Regions from separate parts of the Homo sapiens genome. Here region 1 is linked to region 2. A link is a loop called in an ENCODE intact Hi-C map of the cell type or tissue named here. Cell type or tissue: HCT116. All regions are shown on one strand. Links, peaks and the distances in the headings refer to the core of each region. The heading gives the core; the rest is flanking DNA.

Region 1 (2,500 bases), core at 1-2,500, 820 kb before region 2:
ACCTTGGCAAGGTCCTCCCAGGCACCAATTCCCTAAGAGTGCTTATGCCTGGGGAGACCTTGAGTGTAAATTGAGGAGCATGGGGGCACCTGAGGGCTCCAGGGCCTCTGAGAACAAAAGCGAGAACATCTGTGCCTCCACGAGCTCTGGGCGCCATCTGTGAGCTTGGCCCCGAGTGGCACAGACCACTGGAAGCCCACAGCGAGGGCAGGGGGACAGGTCCTCTGTGCTTTCTAATAATAAGATGATAAGATGAGGAATCACAGCTGCCATTTGCTGAGTACTCCTTATGTGCCAGGCACCTACCAAGTGCTTTATATTCATTTTCTTACTTCATCCTCATTGCAAGGTAGAAATTACAGCCCACTTTACAGAGGACAAAACCTGGACTCAGAGAGCAGCTGGACCAAGATCTTGGCTCTGTGCACTTCTCCCCACTGCCATCTCTCACCTGGATGTGGGTAACAGCTTGTACTCCCCACCCCATCACTCAGTCCTTCTCCACTCTGCAGCCAGAGTGGGCTTTTGAAATCACCAAGCTGAGTATGACATTCCCATGCTTACACTCTTCTTCAGCGAGCCTCTCCCTGGTGCTGTTGGGAGGAAAAAAGTCCCAAGTACTAAATAATCCCAAGCCCTAAACTTTGGATCCTGCCTGGAGCTCCTGGTTCTCCAATCCTTCTGGCTTTACTCACGCCCCTCACCTTTGGTGCTGGGTTCTAAGCACACTGGCTTTCTCTCAGTTTCCACAATATGCTAGTTCTCTCCTGCCTCAGGGCCTTTGCACAGCTCTTCCCACCCTGTGAGCAACTTCATCACTACTCACCCTTTCAAGTTCAGCTTAGAGTCAAGTTCCTCTCAAGGAAGCCTTCCCTGCCATTCCAACCCCAGGTTAAGCCCCACTGCCCTGTTCTGTAACCGTATGACACTTGCCATCATTAGGGTGAATCAAAGGATCTTGCGTGAATACTCTGCCAGTGGTTGACCATTTTAGACCTACACCAATGTCAGTTTTCTATGGTGTAACCTGATAAATATTTGTTGTGTTATCTCTTCAGTGTTGGGCCCCCTGACATTTAGGAGAGGCAACTGTCTGTTGCTCACCATAATTTCAACCTAGCATCATACACCGACACAGATTACAGCCTCGATACTGTGATGGGTGAACTAATGATTACATTGCAGGTCAGGATTAAACCCCAGTCTCTCTGGGAGAGTTTAAACAACTTCGCACCAAGTCTACACTAACATGGGGGCCGCCTGCCTACCACGTGTCACCAGCCATGGGTTGCAAAGACAGGCCATGGTGCCAGCCCTGCTGGATGGACAGCAATGGCACACAGTAGCAGGCTCCAGCTGTCACACAGTCTGACCCAGTTCTCCAGGACTGTGTTCGGTTTCACTGGGAAGTGGCCAAATGGCAGTCCGGCTCAACTAGATGGAGGGACCCAAGATTTGGGGCCAGACCTCCTCCCCACCGGCCGGGTGTTCCAGCCTCATGGCCTGTGCACTGTGCACCTGAGGCCACATGGTGGCAGTGTTGGAACCGACTGGGCTCTGGAGGAGTTGAACGAAGCCTCAGCCTCACTCCGCAAGATGCCCTTAGAGGCCGCGTCGCTGCATGTGCACACTGTGTGCACAAAAGGGTGTGCGCGCAGGATGGGCTGCAAGTGTGCATTGTGTCAGCGTGTGTAGGTGCCTGTGTGTTTGTGTGTGTGGGGGATATCTGGGGTGTATGTGTGCATAGGCCTAAACATGCACTTGTATTTCTGCGTGTGGGTGTGTGTGGGTGCCCTCACGCATCTGTGTTTATCAGTGACTCTATGCAGGTGTCCATGTGTGTGTGTATGTAACTGTCTGCTTTGTAAGAATGCCTTCGGTGCAAAAGTGTTTTCATGCCGCTGGTTTGTGCATGTGAGGTGTGTTTCTGTGTGTGTGTGTGTCCGTCCATTGAACCTCTGGTGCAGTGAAGGGAGAGTCAGTGGTTGAGCGCGTGTGTATATCTGGGTATCAGGATACACTGAGGGCTTGGCCTCCCTCCGCTGGCCTTGCCTCTCCCACCATCATGTGTATGGACAGCTGTTCTGATTCGCTCCCCAGCCCCCAGCCTCGGGCTCCAGCAGGTGTAGATCCCCTTAAGGTGTCCTGCTCCTCCTCCTGTCCTTCCTGCCATGCCTCCACCCCACCAAGCACCAGCTCCTGCAGGTTCAGATCTTTACCCAGATGTACCTGCAGGGCTCCAAGTGTGTGTTGCAGGGCCGGGGGGCAGGGCTGGAAAATCACCTCTTGACCCCCGTGCCGTGGTGGAACCAAAGCCCCACTCTAGCACCTGCCTCTGGTAGTCTTTCGTCTGCCCGCAGGATGAAGCTCTCCTCTCTGGGGAAGGTGCACCCTTATGGCTAGGGGCCCCGGTGGGTCCTAAAAGGGCAGACTTCACTGCTTGGCCAGGTCTCCTGTCCTCAGACTAGAGGACCCTAAAGATGGGGCTCTGTGTCTCCCT
Region 2 (8,012 bases), core at 2,670-5,169:
ACGGCCGATTGGGGTGTGTGAGGAGGGTGTCAGTGAGCTCTTCCTGGAGAGCTGGGTTCAAGCTGAATGGGGCTTTCTTAGACAGGCATTGATGATCAACCATAAAACTGTGGCTCACACAGGTTTGGCCCTTTCAGGGTGCCAGACCCTGGGCTGAATGCTTCACATGCCCCACAACTGCCCTAGGAGTTGAGTACTCTATCACCATCCCTGTCTTGTAGATCAGGAAGCTGAGAGTGAGAGGGTGTGATTTGCCCGTGGTTTTGGAGCTCAGAGAGAGGAAAATCCTGAGCTCAGAGAGACTCAGTCCTCGCAGCAGCTCTGAGAGAGGAACTGCTCGCCCCATTTCACAGACAAGGGCACTAAGGCCAGCAGAGGGGCGGCGGCCCGTCCTGGTCACCCAGGGCACCTCCAGCACTGCCCCTCCCATGGGGAATGGCTGCCGGCGTAGGTGCCCCTCACCTTGCAGCTCTGGGGTTAGCATCCAGGGCTGGAGGGCTCGGAAGAACCCAGTTCACCCAGCACATGGGATCAGGGCACAGCAGGAGCGGGAGGTGCAGGTGCAGGCAGCCCTGAAGGTGGTTTAGGAACTCAGGACTTGGTCCAGCCTGTGACAGGGGGTCATGCTTGGGTTTCAAGCCGGGGCAGCTCATGGTCATGTTTGGATTTGGGAGCTGCCTGGCGGTCCCATGGTGAGTGGATCAGAGGGAAAGAGACCCACGGCTGAGCAGGCAGGAGGAGGCTGCAGGTGGCCAGGGGGAGAGGGAAGGGGTGAGGACAGAGGGGTGAGCAGGGATCCCACAGACGTGACCAGCAGAGTCACTGGGGGGCTCCAGCCTTGGTGATCTGGGGGCTGGCAGGGGCTCCGTGTGGGACAGCATCTCCCTTCATCAGGGTCCGGCCCTGCAGCTACTGTGCACCTCCTCTCTCACCTCTGGATCCCTCCTGTTCTTTGTCCCCTGGCTGGAGGCAGGGGGCTGTGGGGCCACCAGCGAAACTGCAGTCCCCCTCCGTTGATCTGTGTCAAGGCAAGGATGGGGATCCTGGTGCCTCCACCACGGCACTCCCTCCCTCCTGCCGGCCCTCGCTGTGCCCGCGCTCGCCCAGACCCAGGCCTTCTGGGTCAAGGAGGGGAGGCTCCCCTTCTGCGCCCACTGACCGCTGCCCCTGTCGCCCCTGCCCCTGGACCGACAGCCCCTCCTGCCCCTTCTGCCGGCCGCCATCGCGGTGACTCAGCCTCGCAGCAGCCCTGAGAGAGGAACTACTCGCCCCATTTCACAGACAAGGGCACTAAGGCCGGCAGAGGGGCGGCGGCTCGTCCCGGTCACCCAGGGCACCTCCAGCACTGCCCCTCCCATGGGGAATGGCCGCTGGCGTGGGAAGGGCGCTACATACAGTGTCAGTATTACTTCTGAGCCGCTCAGAACTTTCTCGATGGCAGGACAGAGAGAATGCAAAGCAGCTCAAGTCAAAGAGCGCTTCGGGGCTCTAAAGCCAAGGGAAGAACCGTGCGAAGATGGCTTCCAGCAGCCCTTCCAGCAGGAAAGCCTCTGATTGGCCAAGAGAGGGTCACATGTCCATCTCTGAACCAATAAGAGCATTCAGATCAGGCCTTTGATTGGCAGGCCTGGGTCCCGCCCGGTTTATAAACAACTCAGAGAGGATGAGCCACCCTCCCAGATCACACAACATGGCTGTCCCTTGCTCTGCTCGTGTGTGTGTATGTGTGTGTGTGTGGTGTGGTGCGTGTGGTGCATGTGTGTGGTGTCTGTGTGTGTGGTATGTGCGTGGTCTGTGTCTGGTGTGTGTATGGTGTATATGTCTGTGTGTGGTGTGTGTGGTGTGTGTGTATGGTGTGTGTGTGTGTGGTGTGTGTGTGTGGTGTGTGTGGTGTGTGTGTGTGGTGTGCGTATGGTGTATGTGTCTGTGGTGTGTGTGTGGTGTGTGTGTCTGGTATTTGTGTGTGGTGTGTGTGTGGTGTATGTGTGGTGCGTATGGTGTATGAGTCTGTGTGTGTGGTTGTCTGTGTGGTGTGTGTGTGTTGTGTGTGTGTGTGGTGTGTGTATCTGTGTGGTGTGTGTCTGGTGTATATGTCTGTGTGTGTGGTGTGTGTGTGTGGTGTGTGAGTGGTGTGTGTCTGTGTCGTGTGTCTGTGTGGTGTGTGTGTATGTGTGGTGTGTGTCTGTGTGGTGTGTGTGGTATGTGTGTGTCTGTGTGTGATGTTTATGTGTGTGGTGTGTGTGTGGTGTATGGTGTGTCTGTGTGTGGGTGTGTCTGTGTGAGGTGTGTGTGTGTGGCGTGTGTCTGTCTGTGTGTGTGGTGTGTGTCTGGGCCCCCAAGCTCTGGCTCCTGTAAGGCCACCTTTCCTGCCCCCTCCTCCTCTGATCACATCGTCGGGTATGAGCCACAAGTCCCACCTGCTCTGCTGGACGGGACTTCCCTGGCCGGGGTGGGGCCTCGCTCATCTCTGAACCTCCTCTCCCAACCCACCCTCCAGGGCGCCTCCCAGCCCTGGGCCTCGCTTGCTGTGTGGATTCTGGGAGCCCTTGGGCTGGGAAGGACCTATGGTCCCCACCTCCAGGCACAGGCAGCTCGCCCCCTCCAGGGGCTCCCTGGGGTGGCTGGTTTGGGGGAAGTCGATCCGACCCTCCACCCCCTAAATCGGCCCGGCCTCGAGTCAGGGACGTCCCCCAGAGGCTCCGATGCCCCTTTCCAGCTGCGCGACTTGGAGCAGGTTCCGCATCCACGATAGCGAGGGGGTCCGGGCGCGGTGGCTCACGCCTGTAATTCCAGCACTTTGGGAGGTCAAGGTGGGCGGATCATCTGAGGCCAGGAGTTTGAGACCAGCCTGGCCAACATGGTGAAACCCTGTCTCTACTAAAAATACAAAATTAGTTGGGCGTGGTGGCAGGCGCCTGTAATCCCAGCTACTCGGGAGGCTGAGGCAGGACAATCGCTTGAACCCGGGAGGCGGAGGTTGCAGTGAGCCGAAATCGTGCCACTGCACTGCAGCCTGGGCAACAGAGCGAGACTCCGTCTCAAAAAAAGAAAAAAGAAGAAAGAAAAGAAAAAGAAAAGATAGCGAGGGGATCAAAGGGCTTTCTCCGGGCGCGGCGTGGTCTCAGGAGGACGCATGGAAGACGCGCACACGCGGCTCCCCTTCCTTCCCCCGGGGAGGGTGACATTTCCCAGCCAAGGCTGCCCTCGGGAAAGCAGCCAGGGAGCCCGAAGGCTGGATGCTGAGCGGGAGGAAGGGGCGCCTGCCTGTCCCTACCCACCGTCGCTTGCGTCCCCACGGGCACAGCTCGCAGCCTGGGCCTTGCGTCCTCCCTGACCAGGGCCCGCAGAGAAGGAAGTGCGAGAACAAAGGAAGGGTCCCCTGCCGGCCGCGCCCACGGCCTCCGCGCACGCACACGGCCGACGGACACAGCCCAGAGCGCGATCCTTCCACGCCGGGGCCCCCGCCCTAGCGGCCTCCCGGACCTCGGCTCCCTCGCACGCCCGCGCGGCTGGGAAGGCCCGAGGGTACGGGGGACCCGTTTCTGGAGCCTTCGCAGCCGAGGCCCAGCGGTGGCAGCTGCGGGGATCGGGAGTAGGGGGTGGGGCAGGGGGCCCGTCCGCCCCGGGTTCGCACCCCGTCCGGTGCCCGCGCGTCGCTCTCGGTCTTGGCCCAACGGGGTGTGAACCTGGGTGCCCTAAAAACACCTGGGATCTCCGCGGACCGACGGCGGTGGGAACGGCCACGGGGGACGCTGAAGCCCCGCGGGTCCCGGCTCCGCACCACCCTCGGCCTGGGCGACGGAAACCCAACTGCAGCCTCGCGGCGCCACCTACCGACCGGATTCCGTAGCTAGATTCCCGGCCCCGGGGCGCCCCGTGAGTCCCGCGGTGTACCCGGCTCCCTCTGGCTCCCGGTTCGTCTCTTCCTCCTCCGGGGGCTCCCACCCCAAGTCTCGACGCCGCCCTGCAGCAGACAGCCCGGCCCGGCTCAGGCCTCGGACTCGGTCCTCGTGGAAGGGGAAGGGGTGTTTAAGCTGCCCGGGTCCAGGCGGTATCTCCTGAGCCCGGGGAGCTGAGGCCCCGTCCCCCGCGCCACCACAGGGAGGGACCATTTCCACGTTTACAGAGGGGGAAACTGAGGCCGAGGACCGAGCCCTGACTGTTTTTATGTGGAATTGGGGCAGCTGAACCAGGCCTGCAACCTCTTTCCGCCCCTCTCCAGATCTCTGACCCTGCTCGTCTCCCAGCACCACCCACTCATCCCGAGAGCTCTGCCCCTCTCACTCCACCCAGCCCCCAGCTCTCCTCTGAACCCCCCAGCCACATCCTGCCATCTGTCCTCAGGGACTGCACCTGCCTGTTTAACTCTGTCCTGGATTCTTTGAAAAATCACACACCAGGGAAAGAGGCCCTTGGAGACCCAGCCTCCAACCCCACCGTAAACCCCAGAAACCAAGGCCCTCACCGCCCCACTGTCCTGGCCTGAGCTCTGCGAATTAACATGGTTGTCTGTCTAGACTGGATCCTTCAGTCACCGCCCACCACTGCCTACCGGGCCCAGCGGGGACGTGGCACTTAACACTTGTGCAGATGACAACAGTGAGGGCCCTGGAGCTCATGCTCTGGGCCAGCCGTGAGAATCTCTCCTGTGACCCTCAGCAAATCAGCCCTGTGGGGTGGCAGGACAGTCCTGTGTCCTTAACAACAGGGATGCATTCTGAGAAATGCATCAGCTGCGAAGAGCATAGAGTGGATTTACGCCAGCCGAGATGGTGCGGCCCCTACACACCTGGCTCTTGCCCCTGGGCTACACTCAGGTGCCGCCTGTCTTTGGACCGAATGCTGTAGGCAACCGTGGCACAGTGGGAAGTATTTGTGTATCTACACATAGAACCGGTACAGGAGAAATACGGCGTTGTGATCTTATGGGACCACTGTCGTACATGCAGTCCCTTGATGACCGAAGCGTCCTTCTCTGGCGCATGACTGCATTATTGTTCCCATGGTTCTACAGATGAAGCTGAGGCTCTGCGAGGTCAGGCCTGTCCGAGCTCACACGAAGCAGGTGAGTGGCAGAGCTGAGATTCCAGCCCTGACTCCAGCGTAATTACTTCTCCGCTCTGCCCAGGCCTCCTAGCCCAGTCCATGGCCAGCACCTGGATCCCCGGTTGGGCCGGGCATCAGCAATGGTGACGTGACCCACCCTGACATGGGGCGTGGCTACCCACTCACACATACATCATGTGAGTCACACTCACATGGGTCACATGGTGTGAGGTTCCAGCCCACATCTGGCCCTCAGAGTTCCCAAGTGTCAGATGCCTCTAGGCTGACCCTCCCATTTTATAGACTCAGTCCGCCGAGGCACAAGGCCTTGCTCGGAGTCGCACAGAGCAGCTATGGCCTAGGCTGCTCAATACAGCAGGTAAGACGAGAGCCCGGGTCCCAGGATCTTGGACCTAGCAGAGTTTCCAGGGCTGCAACTTTCACCCTGTAGGATGAGTAACAATTCCGCTGGATTTCCCAGTCCGGGGTGAGGGAGGAAGTGGAAGAGACAGACACTGACACAGAAAATGACAAACCCAGAGATTAGAGCTGAGCTGAAAGACTTGGCTGGGCCTTGGGGAAGCCCAGAGGAGAGATTAGAGGTGGGAGTAGTCAGTCAAGCAAGGATTCTCAAGGAAGTGATATCAAGCGGGCTTTGAAGGATGAGTAGGAGTTTGCCAGCGGAAAAATGTAGGGAGGGGCGTTTCAAGGGAAAGCATGGGGCTTAGAGGGAGCTTGGCTAGTTCCACCTATAACTTACTAGTTAAGTGTGGGCTTGTATGCCAGCCAGACCTGGGTTCAAGTCCCTGCCCTGCTGTGTGACCTCCAGGAAGTGTCTTAACCTTTCTGAGCCTTCTTTTCCTCATCTGTATAATGAGGCAACAAAGCTCTCCTTGATCATGGACAATTGTGGAGTTAGCATAGAGTGGGACACACAGGAGCCCACCAGGGAAGACTAAAGACCATTGGGAGGGGGTGGGCGAAGATAGGAGTGAAGGACGAAGTGGCTGGAGAGGTCACCAGAGGTCAGTTGGGCCTCGAGCGACACTGAGTGCCAAGCTAAGGAAGCTGGCTTCATTCTGAGGACAATGGGGAGCCATGGAAGGGGCTGGAGCTAAGGAGTGACCCACCTGATTTGTGTTTTAGAAAGTGCGCACCCGGCAAGGGCGAGGGCCTCCTTCAGAAAGATGGAGTCTGGGAACTGGAGCCCTGCCTGCCCTGGCCCTGCCCTGGCCCCTTTGTCCCCAGGCCTCCTCTTGCCCTCAGCACTGTGAGGATGAGAAGCTGCCCTGCCCTGAGGCTGAGGCTGAGCCAGGGCCAGAGTGGGTGGCCTGGTTCCACTGCCCCTGGCCCAGGACACCCAGGCCCCAGCACCTGCGCCCCCAGAGAAAAACCAGGGTCTCTGCTTTCCACACAGCCACCTTTTCCTCCCCACCCCCAACACTCCGAAGCCCCCATTACAGAGAAAAGACGGGCAGCAGCACCATAATTTTTGTTTCCCTCTAAATAGGCCTGCTCCCACAAAACCAATTAAAGCACCTGCCGGGACGGGGCTCTGTCAGCAAATTATTTCCAGGCTCTGCAGCCCGAGAATAAATCTCAGAAGGATGAAGTGGACCCGATGGCAGGGGGCTGGCAATGGGGGACCAGGCAGGCAAGATCGGGGGTCACTTTGGGTCCAGGCAGCCGCAGACAGGGTCTTCACGCTGGTCCCCAGACCCTAAGCCTGGATCCCTTCTGCTCCACCAAATCGTCAGTCTCTAAGGAGTGGCACCCTGGCTGTGATGGAAATGACTTCCAGGCCATGGATGGGGGAGTGGTGGCCTGGAGAACTCCACCTCTTTGTCCGCAGCGCCACCTTCTTTGCCAACTTTGACTGCCTTCTCACCATGCGGTGGGATGCAGGTGTGCCCAGCCTCAGTGGGGGGTCTGAAGGCCCAGGTGCCTAACTCTCTGTGGGGCCCTGAGCAAGGCCTTCGCTGCTCTGAGCCTTGGCGTTCCTATCTGTAAAATGGGGGTAGATGGGCCGAGTGCAGTGACTCACACTTGTAATCCTAGGACTTTGGGATGCCAAGGCTGGTGGATCACTTGAGGCCAGGAGATCAAGGCCAGCCTGGGCCACATGGCAAAACCCCGTCTCTACTAAAAATATAAAAATTAGCCAGGCATTGGCTGGGTGTGGTGGCTCATGCCTGTAATCCCAGCACTTTGGGAGGCCAAGACTGGAGAATCACTTGAGATCAGGAGTTCGAGACCAGCCTGACCAACATGGTGAAATCTCATCTCTACTAAAAGTACAAAAATTAGCCAGGTGTGGTAGCACACACCTATAATCCCAGCTACTTGGGAGGCTGAGGCACGAGAATCACTTGAATCTGGGAGGCGGAGGTTGCAGTGAGCCGAGATTGCGCCATTACACTCCAGCCTGGGAAACAAGAGCGAGACTCCATCTCAAAAAAAAAAAAAAAATTTAGCTGGGCGTTGCGGCATGCACCTGTAAATCCCAGCTACTTGGGAGGCTGAGGCATGAGAATCGCTTGAACCCAGGAGGTGGAGGTTGCAATGAGCTGAAATCACGCCACTGCACTCCAGCCTGGGCAACAGGGTGAGATTCCGTCTCAAAAATAAATCAATAATAAAATAAAATGGTGGGGAGGAGGTGGAGCTTGGCTGGCCCTCCCAGCTCCAGCTGCCTAGGAAGTCTCATAGGGCCTCCTGGTTAGCACCAAGGCTGGACCTCGTGGGATGCCCATGAACTCTCTCCTTGGGCAAAGGGTAAGGCCAGGGGTGGGTGGCCTACCAATTCGATGCAGCCGTCACTGACCCCAGGAGCTCACAGCCTGGCGTGGGGTTTGAAGGGACTGAGGGACCCTGGGTAGGGAAGTGGGCAGTGACTCCAACATAGAGGCTAGAGGCTTCCCAGGCAGGGGTCATGGAAGCAGGACTTAGAAAGATGAGTGGGAGTT

The links. A loop is a pair of places that touch in the nucleus more often than their neighbours do. Peaks named below come from ENCODE experiments on the same cell type or tissue, not always from the same donor. Only the 100,000 strongest peaks of a DNase experiment are listed, where the experiment ranks them.
Region 1: a loop joins it to region 2, with 26 times the contacts of the local background. A loop is called at or near these places in 99 of 110 quality-filtered maps.

The regions. Positions count from the first base shown.
Region 1 is chr9:126,228,081-126,230,580 of GRCh38, reverse strand. The region is part of intron 1 of LOC105376275 (a long non-coding RNA gene); the gene reads left to right. Among named protein-coding and RNA genes, the nearest start is that of MVB12B, 97 kb to the left of the region's middle. RefSeq lists a silencer at 1,421-1,500. In HCT116, for the core only: CTCF peaks have their summits at 1,331 and 1,535 (motif pointing right); a DNase peak (open chromatin) is centred at 1,560.
Region 2 is chr9:125,403,967-125,411,978 of GRCh38, reverse strand. LOC101929014 (a long non-coding RNA gene) reads right to left here and starts at 1,518. Exons shown (of 5, transcript XR_007061776.1): 1 at 1,396-1,518; 2 at 933-1,018; 3 at 463-572. RefSeq lists enhancers at 2,438-2,487, 3,690-4,284 and a silencer at 3,528-3,837. In HCT116, for the core only: a CTCF peak has its summit at 3,841 (motif pointing left); a DNase peak (open chromatin) is centred at 3,822; H3K4me3 peaks cover 1,562 bases; H3K27ac peaks cover 1,578 bases.